2 separate regions of the Homo sapiens genome follow, and region 2 is linked to region 1. A link is a contact called in ENCODE Hi-C data. All regions are on one chromosome and are shown on one strand. The core of a region is the stretch at or near the end of the contact, and the rest is flanking DNA. Distances in the headings are between cores, read along the strand shown. Region 1 has its middle 41 kb from the start of PPARGC1A. Region 2 overlaps PPARGC1A (PPARG coactivator 1 alpha).

Region 1 (7,206 bases), core at 2,538-5,037:
GTAACTTCTCTGCCTATATCATAGTGCCTAACTCAGAGGTTTTGCTGGGTTTTTTGCAAATGTAACCAATATGATTAGCTTCACCAGCATGGGCCACACACATGTAGTTATGTCTCTTGTTATTCTGATTAGTCAATAGAGAGTCTCAGACACCATTATCAGCAGGAGATCAAAATCTCCTTCATGAAGTCTCTCCATCATTCCACAGATTACAATCCCAATTGTTCCAAGTAACTAGGGGTTGACTTAGGCTAGTTAGCTCAGCCTTGAAAACAAAACAAAAACCCCACCAGTCTGCAGGGGGTGGTTGCGGGAAAAGGTTGGATGCCATGCTGTCTACTAGCACGGCTACTTCAGTTGCTGCCACACAGTGTCGCTGCTGAACATTGATCCTGCATAGCACAGTGGAGGCTGGGCCTCTGCTCTGTAGGGGCTGTTGTTACCACAGCTCTCTACATGGATCCAGTGACGTCCCCTTGTTTTGACTTTAAGTTGCCACTTTTCTTTCATCACACTCACATGCTAGGTTAGTGCTCCTCATAGCATTACACCAAGACAGGGCAGCAGGTCCTAGGCAGTTTGCAGTCTCAGCCAGATTCACCCTTCCCCATGTCACCACCCACTTAACCTTCCCACCTTTCTTGTGGGTGCTCCTTTAAAACTTTGAGACTGCCCCATTCTAACAGAGGGATTCTAATAACTTTGGGCATCAAGTGAGACCTTTCCATTTTTCTTTCCAGGGATCTCCTTAGCCCCTATGCCAGTGTATTCACCTTTCCCCAGTGGACAGTTCGGCCTAGCAAAGGATATTGGGAGACACACAGGACACATTACACCTTTTCCTGAAGTCATGGTGCCTGTGGGCCTCATATTTACATAACCAAAGACCGAGTTGCTTTGCCCACTTGGGCGGATGAGTGGCTGGCAGCTGCTGATACCCTGTGGCATATGAATGATTAGGTGATGTATGTGAAAGTGCCTTCCAAAGAACTCTATATAAAAGAAGGCATTATGATTATTAATAAGTGGGCAGGGATGATTTATACACATGGCACAGGCAAGGCTAGCTCTCATAAACTTCAGGTGATAGCCAGAAAGCTGTCTAAAATAAAATGCTTTCTAGCCTCTCAGAGTTTGCTGGGCCAGTAGGCTATTTTCCTTAATATTAAATCATGTTTCCTTTCTTCTTTCCATTCTCCAGTTCCTCTGTCACCCATTTCCACATGAGTTTCTCTTGCTTCAGGCTCACAATCCTCCTACTGGTATGAGGTGAGGTTGAGAGTTGGTCCAACAAATCAACTATTTGTGTGGTGGGGAAGAGAAAGTTGCAAACACTTACTCCTGGAAGCAAAGTGAAAATAATAGTATAACTTACCAGGCATCAGATATATTTGCTTACTTTATCTCATTTATTCTCCAAAACAAACTGAGGACTTTTCTTTCTACATAGGAGAAAAATTCAATGAAGGTGGTGAGCTTTAGGGAGAGGCCCATTCCACACAGCTCTTGAATAACAAAGGAAAGAGGTAGACTTCATTCTTTGTGGTTGTTTTCTGTTCCAGCACTCCGCCTGGCTTCTGGAAAGGGAATGGCCCCTACTTAAAAAAAAATTCACAGAGCTTTCAGACGTTTTGGCACCAGAAGAATTGGGAAGAAGCTCCAGGCATTGGCTGGCCCGAATTCCTTCCTATTTCACTTCACTTTCCCTTTAGGGTTTTCTGATTTTTATACCACTAGAGTCACCACTTGTCGGGAAAACTCTGCCCAACTGGACAACACAAGTGTTCTTTCTTCTCCTTGAAGCACCTGTCTAATGTTAACAGCTTAGAACGGCGAGACTGATTCCTGGACCCCATGTGTTGGTGGCCTTCTCCTCTTCTGAGCAAATTGCTATGGAATTTTGTCAGAGAAATCTTAGAATATGCAGTACCCTGAGGAATCAGACTTGAGTACATGAACAGGAAAATCTTGCTTTCCTCCTTCCAACTGGAATTCTTCCCTCTTAAGTTCTCCATGAAATTCTGCCTCCTAAGATTTATCTCCAATAAGATGTCTTTCTACTAAATACAGTTTTTTATTTCTCATTTTTCAAAAAAAAAATTCGTTAAGCTACCATTTCTTGTATTTTATTTTTTTAAAAAAACACTACTTCGTTTTTTCCATTTTCCCTAAAGTAAACAATAATTTTTCTCTGCTGACATTTGTTGCTTTTAGTTTAGTTGCTAATGTTTCTCTATTTATATTTAATTTTGGTAATGCCTTTCCTAAAAGAGCACAGTAGGGGCACTCCTGAGCTTTGACCCCTTTTATGCTACTTATTAGCTGTGTGATCTGGGAAAAGCCACTGGAGACGTCTGCACTTCGATCTATAGAATGGAAGGATAGCATTAGCTCCCTGGAGGCAGGAGGAGGATGGACTAGATAGTTCCCAGCCAAGCGAGGAACTAAGCGAGGAACTAATTAGTCCCACTAAGAGCATTCTCTTGTTCTCTGTCTTCTCATGTATTTGGGTCCTTTTAGACTCTTCCAATCTTTATTGATCAGTACCTTTGGTTTTTAGTTATCTCTTCTCTATACATTTGTCTGATTATTACTTTTACTTGTACATCTTGCTATTTCCGTTTGTTGAATTAATGAATGGATTTGCCTTCTTTCTATTTTTAGCTACTATGACCACCACCACTATGGCAACTCCTGTTACAAATTACTGTATAACTACCATGTGCCTGATTATTTGCCAAGTGTAAAGCATTAACAGTAACTCCTTTTAACAACCCTGACAATGGGGTATCATTATCCCCATTTTGTACATGAGAAACTGAGGCTCCGCAAGGTGAGATAATTTGCCTGAGGTCACACCATGGTAAGTGCTGGAGTCAGACTTTGGATCTGGGTATCTCTGACTCCAAAGATCGTCATAACTTCCATGGCTTCCCATGAGCTACTGATTATTGAGCACCTACCACTTGTTAGCCACTTAGCATATATCACCTCTTTTTATCCCCATGGCAGTCTTGTAACTTAGGTATTATTTTTCCATTTTACTGCCGAGGATAATAAAGCTTAGAGAGAGGTGTTAGGTAAGTATGCCAGAGGCACACTGCCAATAAATGTTCTCAAATCCAATGTCAGATGACATTGGATTCTTGCTTCCTTTCTGGTCTCTGCTTTGTGAATGAATCAGTGAGTGAATGGGTCACCTTCCTTTCTTCCTCTTTTTCACTATTCTTTCTTTATTCTCCTTTAAAAAATATGTGCCTTAACTTTTTAAATTAAAAATCTAAAGTATGCTGGAAGTAAAAAAAAAAGTCAGGGCGGGGATACAGAAAAGCACAAATAAAATAGAGCTAGTCTACAGTAACCTTCTACCCAGAGGTAATAACTTTCCTTCCTTTTTTTTTCCTCCTTCCTTCCTGCCCTTGCCTTTGTGTCCTCTTAGCCAAGAGTCACATTCCTTCTCTACCTCTTCCAGCACAAACTCCCTTTGGGGGTCCGAGTTTCCCTGCTGTGGTTCTTGGCATAACGCGTGACACACACATTTGCAAAACTAATCAACTGTGGAGGGGACAGGGAGTCCCAGCACAAGCTCAGAAAGGCAGCGGCCACCACAGCAGCCAATTCCTTTCCCTGTCCCCAGAGGTGGGGTGAGCAGGTGACTCCCTGTCACTGATCCCCAGCTGCCCCTCACTAGACTGTGAAGCAACAGAGGCCCTAGCAACGGAAAATGCCACCGGACACTCCACGCGGCGGCATGTGCCAGGCTGCCTCTGGGAGCCTTGTGTTCTAAGCCAAAGTTCAGCTGAAGGGCAGTAGCCAAGCCAGAAAGTCATGTGGCTCCCATGTTGGTTAGTGTGTCACTTTGAACAGCTCTTATCTGATATTATTATGACTAACTCAGTGCTGACAGCATGGGACAGATTATAGGGGACATGTGACAATTATTTAAGGCATCACTGAGTGCACTGTGCAGCTTATATTAACCCCTTCTTTCCAGGATCACTTTCCTGCATGTGTTTGTCCCTTTGAGAGTCTGGGTAGGAAAAAAGAAACAAAAAAGTACATTGAACCCTGAAGGGTGCTACTGGTTTCCATTTGAACAGCCTCTGGCAACAATTTATTTTTGTCCCCATAGCTTGAATGATATATGCTCTTTTGGCCTAAAAAGAAAGAAATCAATGATAAGGTTGTTCATATTTCAAAACCTTTTTTTATACCTTGTAACTGATAAAATTCATACCTTTGTCATCATTGTTGTTGTTAAGGTTGATCTTTAAGATATTAGAGAACCGTGTTGAAGTGCTAGCTGGAGAAATAGTCCTTCAGCGTTGTACCTAAATGTCAGTGGTCAGAAGGCGTTACTCCCCACAATATGATTGACATCTTGGATGGTGCAAAGCAAACATAAGAAATGCTATAATTTATTATTTATTTTCTGCCCTTGAGTATATATGTAATGGTACAATGTGAGGGCTGTTACACCAAAAATCAAGTTCAGAGTCACTCATGGTGGAGAGGGATTTTGTCCTGCTTGAAGCCATGGGTAGTAATATAAATATTCTTTCTGTGTGAATGAAAAGGAATTTCAAACCTGATTTGGGGACTTAAAGGTAAATGAAACAGAATATCTAGGTAAAAATTCAGATGATATCATTTAAAGATGTCAAGGATGCTAAAATATACATATATTTAACGTGGCACCCTGGAGTGGGGTGACAAAAAACAGAGTCTGCAAATCTATAGGAGAGGTTGAATATCAGCCATGTTTTGAGGATTTCCTTGGTGAGTTTATGGTCTGTTAACACTCAGCTGTAAAATGGAATGATAATACCCTCCTCATAGGGTTGTTAAAAAGATGTAATGAGAAGAGCCTCATAAAGGCTTAGCCTAGGGCGCAATGAATGCTAAATAAAAGGTGGCAGGTATTATTCTAGTTATTATTCTTGTTATTGTTATTTGTAGGCAAATCCTCTGCAGCAGAAGGCAGCAAAGTTTGAACACAGACTTGAAGTGTTAACACCTCCAGGATGATTTCAATCTTGGGGCCACTTCAACCTTCTCCCACTGAGGGTAAAGCCATTGCCAATCTTTCTTCCCCACTCTCCATAATGGGTGCCGCACTTTTTCCTCTCAGTAAAGTGCCTGCCATGGTTTCTGTCATTAACATTCAACAGTGTTCACACTTTGCTACTGCAGAGGGACTTGAACCACTTCCAGCAAAGTGTGAGTGGGAGAGCCTCGGGAGGCAGCACTAGCCTTACTCCTTTTATTTTTCCAAGCAATTCACCTCTGGCTCCAAACTTGCATGTGCTGTTCAACCACATAAAAGGTCTGTGGCTAACTGGCATCCTAAGATGGTGGTTGATGGAACATCTATTATGATGTGAGCACATCCTCAGGGGTTTTATTTTTCCACCTCTAGTAACTCACACAAGTTTTCCTTCTACCACATATAGCATGCTCTGTCTCATTTTGTCTATAGCAATACTTTAGCGTCCTTTATAGACTGGTGTTCTATGTACCTCCCTGGGTTGACCTAACATTTAATCCAGTTTGGGTGAGTTACTTTTATTTATTTATTTATTCATTATTATTTTATTTTGATTTTGATTTTTAAATTCCAGGGTACATGTGCAGGATGTGTAGGTTTGTTACATAGGTAAACGTGTGCCATGGTGGTTTGCTGCACCTATCAACCCATCACCTAGGTAATAAGCCCAGCATGCATTAGCAATTTTTCCTAATGCTCTCCCTCCCCCAACCGCATCCCCTGACAGGCCCCAGTGTGTGTTGTTCCCCTCCCTGTGTCCATGTGTTCTCATTGTTCAGCTCCCTTATAAACAAGAACAAGCAGTGTTTGGTTTTCTGTTCCTGCATTAGTTTGCTGAGGATAATGGCTTCCAAATCCTTCCAGCTCCATCCATGTCCCCTACAAAAGATATGATCTTGGGTTTTTTTTTTTGTTGTTTTTTTTTGTTTTTTTTGTTTTTTTGTGGCTGGATAAGTACCACATTTCCTTTATCCAGTCTATCATTGATGGGCATTTGGGTTCATGCCACGTGTTTGCTATTGTTAATAGTGCTGCAATGAACATATGTGTTCATGCATCTTTGTAATAGAATGATTTATATTCCTTTAGGCATATACTCAGTAATGGGATTGCTGGGTCAAATGGTAGTTCTGGTTCTAGATCTTTGAGGAATCCCCACCCTGTCTTCCACAATGGTGGAACTAATTTACATTCCCACCAACAGTATAAAAGCATTCCTATTTCTCCACAACTTCACCAGCATCTGTTATTCCCTGACTTTTTAATAACAATCACTACTCTGACTGGCGTGAGATGGTATCTCATTGTGGCTTTGATTTGCATTTTATTCATAGCAATTCTTGTTGAGTATTTATTTTGTGCCAGGTACCCTTTTTGGGCCTGGAGATACAAGAGAAATAGAGCCTAGAAGCCTAGGATATAATTTCGCTGCCTCCATTTTCCCACCAGAAATTGTGGATTTTCCCTCTAAGGAAATTCTACTTAGTGGCAGCTGCATCCAAGAACAATAACCTTGAACGAACGAAGCACCAGACTCTGAAAATAGTCCAGACACTTTTTCCTGACATCTTTATTTTGATGCATCAGACCGGGGTTGATATTCGGCTGGGATGCACCATCATGGCAGTACCAGTTGTAAAAATATTAAAATACTAGCTGCTGCCCAGGCCCTCCAAGTGCCCAGACTCTGTCAGTGTGGCTCCTGCTTTTGGAACTCCTCAACTGCTTCACGATCTAGTAACCAAAAGATTAATGCTTGACACAGCAGGGTCCTAGGATGCATTCTGATTGGTTAAAGTCCATTTCCATACTGGCTCTTAAGCCTGCAAGGATTTTTGAGTCATAATACAATTCTGTTCCATGATGTAGGAATCAATAACAGAAACTGAATTTTGATTGTGGACAGTGTAGTACAATTGAGGAGCCTTGGCTGGATCAAGATTCCATCCCTTCTGATGTGGGTAAACTTGGCTGAGTTATTCTCAATGCCTTAGTTTGTGTAGATGGTAAGAATAGGAATGCCTAGACAGCAGGCTGCCTGGGGCTACTGCAAGGAAAAATTAAGTCAGACATACAAAGCACCTAGAACAGTGTTTCAAGATAACAGGTGCTCAGGAGGGATTACTTATTATTATTCTTATTAGAAAATTTTGTAAAAC
Region 2 (7,359 bases), core at 4,036-6,535, 140 kb after region 1:
AACCACCCTAAAATGACAGCCGCTGATGTCTGGGCATCAGCCTTTGTACTCTGTTTTTTTAAGAAAGTGCAGAATCAACTTGAAGCAAGCTTTCTCTCATAACGTAATGATTATATGACAATCCTGAAGAAACCACAGGTTCCATAGAACTAATATCCTGTCTCTCTCTCTCTCTCTCTCTCTCTCTTTTTTTTTTCTTTTTCCTTTTGCCATGGAATCTGGGTGGGAGAGGATACTGCGGGCACCAGAATGCTAAAGTTTCCTAACATTTTGAAGTTTCTGTAGTTCATCCTTAATCCTGACACCCATGTAAATGTCCAAAATGTTGATCTTCCACTGCAAATTTCAAAAGCCTTGTCAATGGTCAAGCGTGCAGCTTGTTCAGCGGTTCTTTCTGAGGAGCGGACACCGGGTTACATTACTAATGAGAGTTGGGTAGAACTCTCTGAGATGTGTTCAGATAGTGTAATTGCTACATTCTCTGATGTAGTTAAGTATTTACAGATGTTAAATGGAGTATTTTTATTTTATGTATATACTATACAACAATGTTCTTTTTTGTTACAGCTATGCACTGTAAATGCAGCCTTCTTTTCAAAACTGCTAAATTTTTCTTAATCAAGAATATTCAAATGTAATTATGAGGTGAAACAATTATTGTACACTAACATATTTAGAAGCTGAACTTACTGCTTATATATATTTGATTGTAAAAACAAAAAGACAGTGTGTGTGTCTGTTGAGTGCAACAAGAGCAAAATGATGCTTTCCGCACATCCATCCCTTAGGTGAGCTTCAATCTAAGCATCTTGTCAAGAAATATCCTAGTCCCCTAAAGGTATTAACCACTTCTGCGATATTTTTCCACATTTTCTTGTCGCTTGTTTTTCTTTGAAGTTTTATACACTGGATTTGTTAGGGGAATGAAATTTTCTCATCTAAAATTTTTCTAGAAGATATCATGATTTTATGTAAAGTCTCTCAATGGGTAACCATTAAGAAATGTTTTTATTTTCTCTATCAACAGTAGTTTTGAAACTAGAAGTCAAAAATCTTTTTAAAATGCTGTTTTGTTTTAATTTTTGTGATTTTAATTTGATACAAAATGCTGAGGTAATAATTATAGTATGATTTTTACAATAATTAATGTGTGTCTGAAGACTATCTTTGAAGCCAGTATTTCTTTCCCTTGGCAGAGTATGACGATGGTATTTATCTGTATTTTTTACAGTTATGCATCCTGTATAAATACTGATATTTCATTCCTTTGTTTACTAAAGAGACATATTTATCAGTTGCAGATAGCCTATTTATTATAAATTATGAGATGATGAAAATAATAAAGCCAGTGGAAATTTTCTACCTAGGATGCATGACAATTGTCAGGTTGGAGTGTAAGTGCTTCATTTGGGAAATTCAGCTTTTGCAGAAGCAGTGTTTCTACTTGCACTAGCATGGCCTCTGACGTGACCATGGTGTTGTTCTTGATGACATTGCTTCTGCTAAATTTAATAAAAACTTCAGAAAAACCTCCATTTTGATCATCAGGATTTCATCTGAGTGTGGAGTCCCTGGAATGGAATTCAGTAACATTTGGAGTGTGTATTCAAGTTTCTAAATTGAGATTCGATTACTGTTTGGCTGACATGACTTTTCTGGAAGACATGATACACCTACTACTCAATTGTTCTTTTCCTTTCTCTCGCCCAACACGATCTTGTAAGATGGATTTCACCCCCAGGCCAATGCAGCTAATTTTGATAGCTGCATTCATTTATCACCAGCATATTGTGTTCTGAGTGAATCCACTGTTTGTCCTGTCGGATGCTTGCTTGATTTTTTGGCTTCTTATTTCTAAGTAGATAGAAAGCAATAAAAATACTATGAAATGAAAGAACTTGTTCACAGGTTCTGCGTTACAACAGTAACACATCTTTAATCCGCCTAATTCTTGTTGTTCTGTAGGTTAAATGCAGGTATTTTAACTGTGTGAACGCCAAACTAAAGTTTACAGTCTTTCTTTCTGAATTTTGAGTATCTTCTGTTGTAGAATAATAATAAAAAGACTATTAAGAGCAATAAATTATTTTTAAGAAATCGAGATTTAGTAAATCCTATTATGTGTTCAAGGACCACATGTGTTCTCTATTTTGCCTTTAAATTTTTGTGAACCAATTTTAAATACATTCTCCTTTTTGCCCTGGATTGTTGACATGAGTGGAATACTTGGTTTCTTTTCTTACTTATCAAAAGACAGCACTACAGATATCATATTGAGGATTAATTTATCCCCCCTACCCCCAGCCTGACAAATATTGTTACCATGAAGATAGTTTTCCTCAATGGACTTCAAATTGCATCTAGAATTAGTGGAGCTTTTGTATCTTCTGCAGACACTGTGGGTAGCCCATCAAAATGTAAGCTGTGCTCCTCTCATTTTTATTTTTATTTTTTTGGGAGAGAATATTTCAAATGAACACGTGCACCCCATCATCACTGGAGGCAAATTTCAGCATAGATCTGTAGGATTTTTAGAAGACCGTGGGCCATTGCCTTCATGCCGTGGTAAGTACCACATCTACAATTTTGGTAACCGAACTGGTGCTTTAGTAATGTGGATTTTTTTCTTTTTTAAAAGAGATGTAGCAGAATAATTCTTCCAGTGCAACAAAATCAATTTTTTGCTAAACGACTCCGAGAACAACAGTTGGGCTGTCAACATTCAAAGCAGCAGAGAGGGAACTTTGCACTATTGGGGTATGATGTTTGGGTCAGTTGATAAAAGGAAACCTTTTCATGCCTTTAGATGTGAGCTTCCAGTAGGTAATGATTATGTGTCCTTTCTTGATGGCTGTAATGAGAACTTCAATCACTGTAGTCTAAGACCTGATCTATAGATGACCTAGAATAGCCATGTACTATAATGTGATGATTCTAAATTTGTACCTATGTGACAGACATTTTCAATAATGTGAACTGCTGATTTGATGGAGCTACTTTAAGATTTGTAGGTGAAAGTGTAATACTGTTGGTTGAACTATGCTGAAGAGGGAAAGTGAGCGATTAGTTGAGCCCTTGCCGGGCCTTTTTTCCACCTGCCAATTCTACATGTATTGTTGTGGTTTTATTCATTGTATGAAAATTCCTGTGATTTTTTTTAAATGTGCAGTACACATCAGCCTCACTGAGCTAATAAAGGGAAACGAATGTTTCAAATCTACTTCTGCTTTTCTTATTTATCGTAACCAAACTCCTGGCATGTTTCTCAGATCAGTACCCATTACTCGCTTATTATTATTCTATTTCCTCTCTGGCTCTCTTTCCCTTTCTCCTTGCTTTTCCATATTCATGGATGCATTTCAGCTCTAAGGTAACGTGCATCTTCTGTATCTTGTCTTTTTCTAAACGGCAAAGGCAGACGTGGTGGTTTCTATAACGAACGTTCAGAGGTGAAAAATGACAGGGGATTGTATCAAATGGATTAGCTCTATTTTTGTACTTAACCCTGGGAAGTGTGTATTTTTAAGTAGAAGCTCTTTCCCCTAGGGAAAAAACTCACTGAATATTCAGTATAGAAAGCGATTTTGTTGTAGATGGACTGAATATTTCTCCAAGACTTGTAACAGGATGCAGTTCCCCATCATATGGAAGTCATCGGGTTGGTTAAATATGGGATGAGCTGATAGCTGAAGACACATCGTGCTGTCAGGATGTCCACTGTGGCTGGTAGATGATGACGGTCCTAATGACAGAGAATGCCCTTGCCCAATTTCAAATGGTTGCTCCCATTGCCAATCATTTGCATTGCAAGACTCAACATATGCAACATTGGGGAAAGATGGCTAAATTATATTCCATCATTTCCATCTCCTAGAGAGAAAAAGAGTGTTTGTAAATATTGGAAATGTGATAAGAGCTATCAGAAGTGCATTGAAATCTGCTAAATAACATAAGATACACTCCCCATGGATTGTTTTATACCAATATAAAATTCATCAATTATTTATTTTATGGAAATGGAAAATAAAAATCTACCATTATCTTATCTTACCCAAATACTGAATTTATCTGCCACTGTGGATACCAAGCACTCCTGAGTTTCAATAGATAAGTCTCAGTTCCTGACTTGTCTTCTATTGTTGCTTAAATTGCATAAGGCATTTTTAATCTTCCGGTTGGAACCAGCAAGGACATTAGAACTCTTCCCTAAATGCTTAACTTTTTAACCTAACAAGTCTTTTGAGGGCGGAGAGAAAATGAGGGATTTTCAGAAGCAGCATTAGTAGCTGCTAGTTTGGTACTGGAATATCCTGATTGAGATAAAGGATTTATTTCATATTGTCCTCAAAACATTGACTCACTTTCATTCTTGTTGATACTAATGGCAAAATAATTATTAAAACCAAAATTGGGCTGACAAAAATAACATTTGATATAGCTTTTTTTAAAAAAAGATTGTCTCAATTCAAAAGTCCTCCAAACCAAATCTGTCTAAACTGTATACAATATGATATTGAATTGAAATTCTTTTTTAGCATTGTCGGTTTTCTCTTCTTTGTAGGTTTATTTAGCTAATCATTGGATATAATTTACAGCCCTAATAACGTTACTATACTGACTCGACTGTAGTGTTACTAGCTACACATTTATAACTCAGTATTAGTTATAGAATATTTTAACTAAAACATTCCATTTGCAATATTTATATTAATCTTATATTTTGCAATTTTCGTTGCTACTCCGTTTTCAAACACACTACAATCCATTATAAATCAATCTTTGTACTTTATCAAACGGCAGAGAGTAATAAAGAAGGTCACAACTCATAGAGGAGTTCCTTGGAGGTTTGTAACATCATGATTTAAATCTCAGAAAGATTTAATCAAAAGCTGAATTAATCCCTGGGGGAAAAGATAGTATATAGATTCTATTGATGGACACAAAGCAGCCTATTTCTGTTCACCGGTCTCTGTTAGCATGTTGGGGAAAAGAAATACAGATTTTCTGTGAGAGGGAAAATAAGATTTTCTTGTAGGGGAAGGATGGTAAGACATAACCTTCACGTTATGCTTCCTCCCTTCCACTCAAAATGGCCCATTTTTATTTTCCACTTACTGGGGCGTTATCTGTTCTCCTAGTGCATGGAGAATGTTAAATGTCCTCCACCCCCATGTTTCCCTTGTTATATTCCATGTGATTCCAGTAACTATGCAGAGTCCCAAAAGCTCCACTCTAGTCAAGCATGTGGAATGCGGGGTCACATGGGCTGGTTTCCAGGTCTCTTCTGTCGTAATCAGGTGACTGCCCTTGGGCGAATTCTCAGCACTGGGGACACTGGAAACTTGTAGAAGAAATGATTATGAAATGTGAATATTTTGAGGACCAGGTTCGACTGAAAAGCCATAACATTGTTTCATGACTAGGATGTAGGCTAAAGGCAAGAGGCCACCACTTTCCCACATGTCTCTTTTCTGTCCATAATTAATTCCAGAGGAATGTGACCATATTCTGTTCAGCTCAAAACCCATTACTTACCATTAGGTGACTTATAAAGGGGCAGAGTGAAATTAATTAATTGAAAAGAGTAAGAGAACTTTTAGAGGAGAAAACCAAATGATCCTATAATATTTTCATGATTAAATTAAATGAATGTAATTATACATGCACATATGCACACCAAGGCATTATTATAATCAAGGACCTTAAAATATTGTATCATTTCAAATTTATGCATATAGCACTTACTGAAGGCAAGTAGCTAGTGTGATACTTGAATTTGCATATTGACCATTTTCATATATTTTCATATATTAATTTATAGTAGGAAGAAGCTGAATTATTAGGAAAAATCCTGGGATGATTTAAAAAAAATATTGTGCTTCTACTTGTTTTTGAACATCAGGGGCACTTAGCAACATTATCTTTTTTTTTCCACATAGTTTTCTGTGATGGATTTTCAACAAGATGACATCCAAGTGAAAGCCAAAATTAAATGGGAAGGAAAGAATGTTAAGTGGTAAAATCCTAAATAGCTTATTAGACTACTTAATTGGAGGGAATTTATTTTTTGCTGCTGTTAGGAACTCTATAGTCAAGCTTCTCTTTAACAATACTAATTGATGAAAAAAAGTGGCTATAGTATTATAGTTACCACAAAATGCCCTCCAGCAAGTCATTTAAGGAAATTCACAGGTACTTTCCTTTGATGGACGTTGGTGTTGCTGAAAATCAAGTCCTGTCTTCATTCGTATCATCATTGCTTTCTCACTTCATTTCCAAGCAGGTCCCCTGCTTATTCCTCTCATAGCTTCACAGTGCGCTTGAAAGACTGACTTAATTCTTAAAAGAAAATTAGGACGTGCTTGTTCTTAGTTTAACCATCTACTAGGTTTTCGGCTTGATCACTATACCCTTTAATCAGATGTATGACTAATGTTTCATAGTGCTTAGAAGTATTGCCCTCTGTAAGCACTTCCCTATTTGTTGGCAGGAATGTGTATACACTATCACAGAATGATGATTAATTACTCTGCTTCCTAGAGAAGGGTAAGTTAGTAAACTGGTCACACGGCATGTGATGGAGCCGTGTTACTTTCATGTCAGGCAATTTAATGATCAAGTGCAATGCATGGCGTCATTCTCCTCCACTTATCTGTTTACATGGGAAAAGCATCCTGGTACTGATTCAATGAGCTGCCTTTTCCAGGGTCAACAGTCTGAATTGCAGTTCCGACTATCCAACAGGAAAACAATTGAACAGAAAGCAAAGATTGGAGTTCACCATCCACTGTTTGGCTTCAGTATTTGGAGGGTGGGAAGTACCTATCTGTTGGGCTGACTTTTTGCCATTTCCAGTGGCAGGGGTGGCGGCATTAAAGGGAGTGCCAATGTGTGCACCTGATGAATGAAATAATTCATAGACAACTCATAAGAGTTTCTTTGTCACTTGGTGCCAGAGTCTCATTGAGCCACTGTGTGCCATGGCATGCCATGGCAAAAACTAAGACCAAAAAGGTCACCTGAAGGAAAGAGAAGGAATCAATAGAAGGTTAACCAAACACATTTGAACTTCAGGCACGAAGCAAGGTTTGGACAGAGGTTTCCCGTGGTTTCTTATTTGCCTTGTATGCCAACTCATTCCATGAGATTATATAGACAAAATAGGCAATTGTGCAGCTAGGCTGTAGAATTGTGAAGAAAGGAATGAACCTCACATATTGGTTCTATATGTGAGGGTAGTTCTGTGTCACATAGACAGCCGCTGGCCTTTGATTAAAATCCTGTGTACTTCCTGGCTACCACGTTAATGGGAGACCCTTGAGGATTTCTCCACAGCTAGGTTTTTGGATAGAACTTTTA

The links. Hi-C counts contacts between places; a loop is a spot of excess contacts on that map. Pooled maps may share reads with other maps.
Region 2: a loop to region 1 is called in a map of cardiac septum, with 3 times the contacts of the local background. The contact joins two enhancer-like sites. A Hi-C loop is called at or near these places in 1 of 168 maps with a recorded cell type or tissue (cardiac septum) and 1 of 50 pooled maps.

Annotation. Positions count from the first base shown.
Region 1 is chr4:23,927,537-23,934,742 of GRCh38, reverse strand. It overlaps a transcript of PPARGC1A not described here. Among named protein-coding and RNA genes, the nearest start is that of PPARGC1A, 41 kb to the right of the region's middle. RefSeq lists enhancers at 1,749-2,589, 2,674-4,305. Within about 2 kb of position 3,787, at least 16 of the 41 ENCODE cell types and tissues checked have a DNase peak (open chromatin) inside an H3K27ac peak, as active enhancers do.
Region 2 is chr4:23,787,882-23,795,240 of GRCh38, reverse strand. It overlaps PPARGC1A (PPARG coactivator 1 alpha), which reads left to right. Exons shown (of 13, transcript NM_013261.5): 13 at 1-3,220. Among named protein-coding and RNA genes, the nearest start is that of PPARGC1A-AS1, 22 kb to the right of the region's middle. RefSeq lists an enhancer at 5,902-7,101. Within about 2 kb of position 5,285, at least 4 of the 41 ENCODE cell types and tissues checked have a DNase peak (open chromatin) inside an H3K27ac peak, as active enhancers do.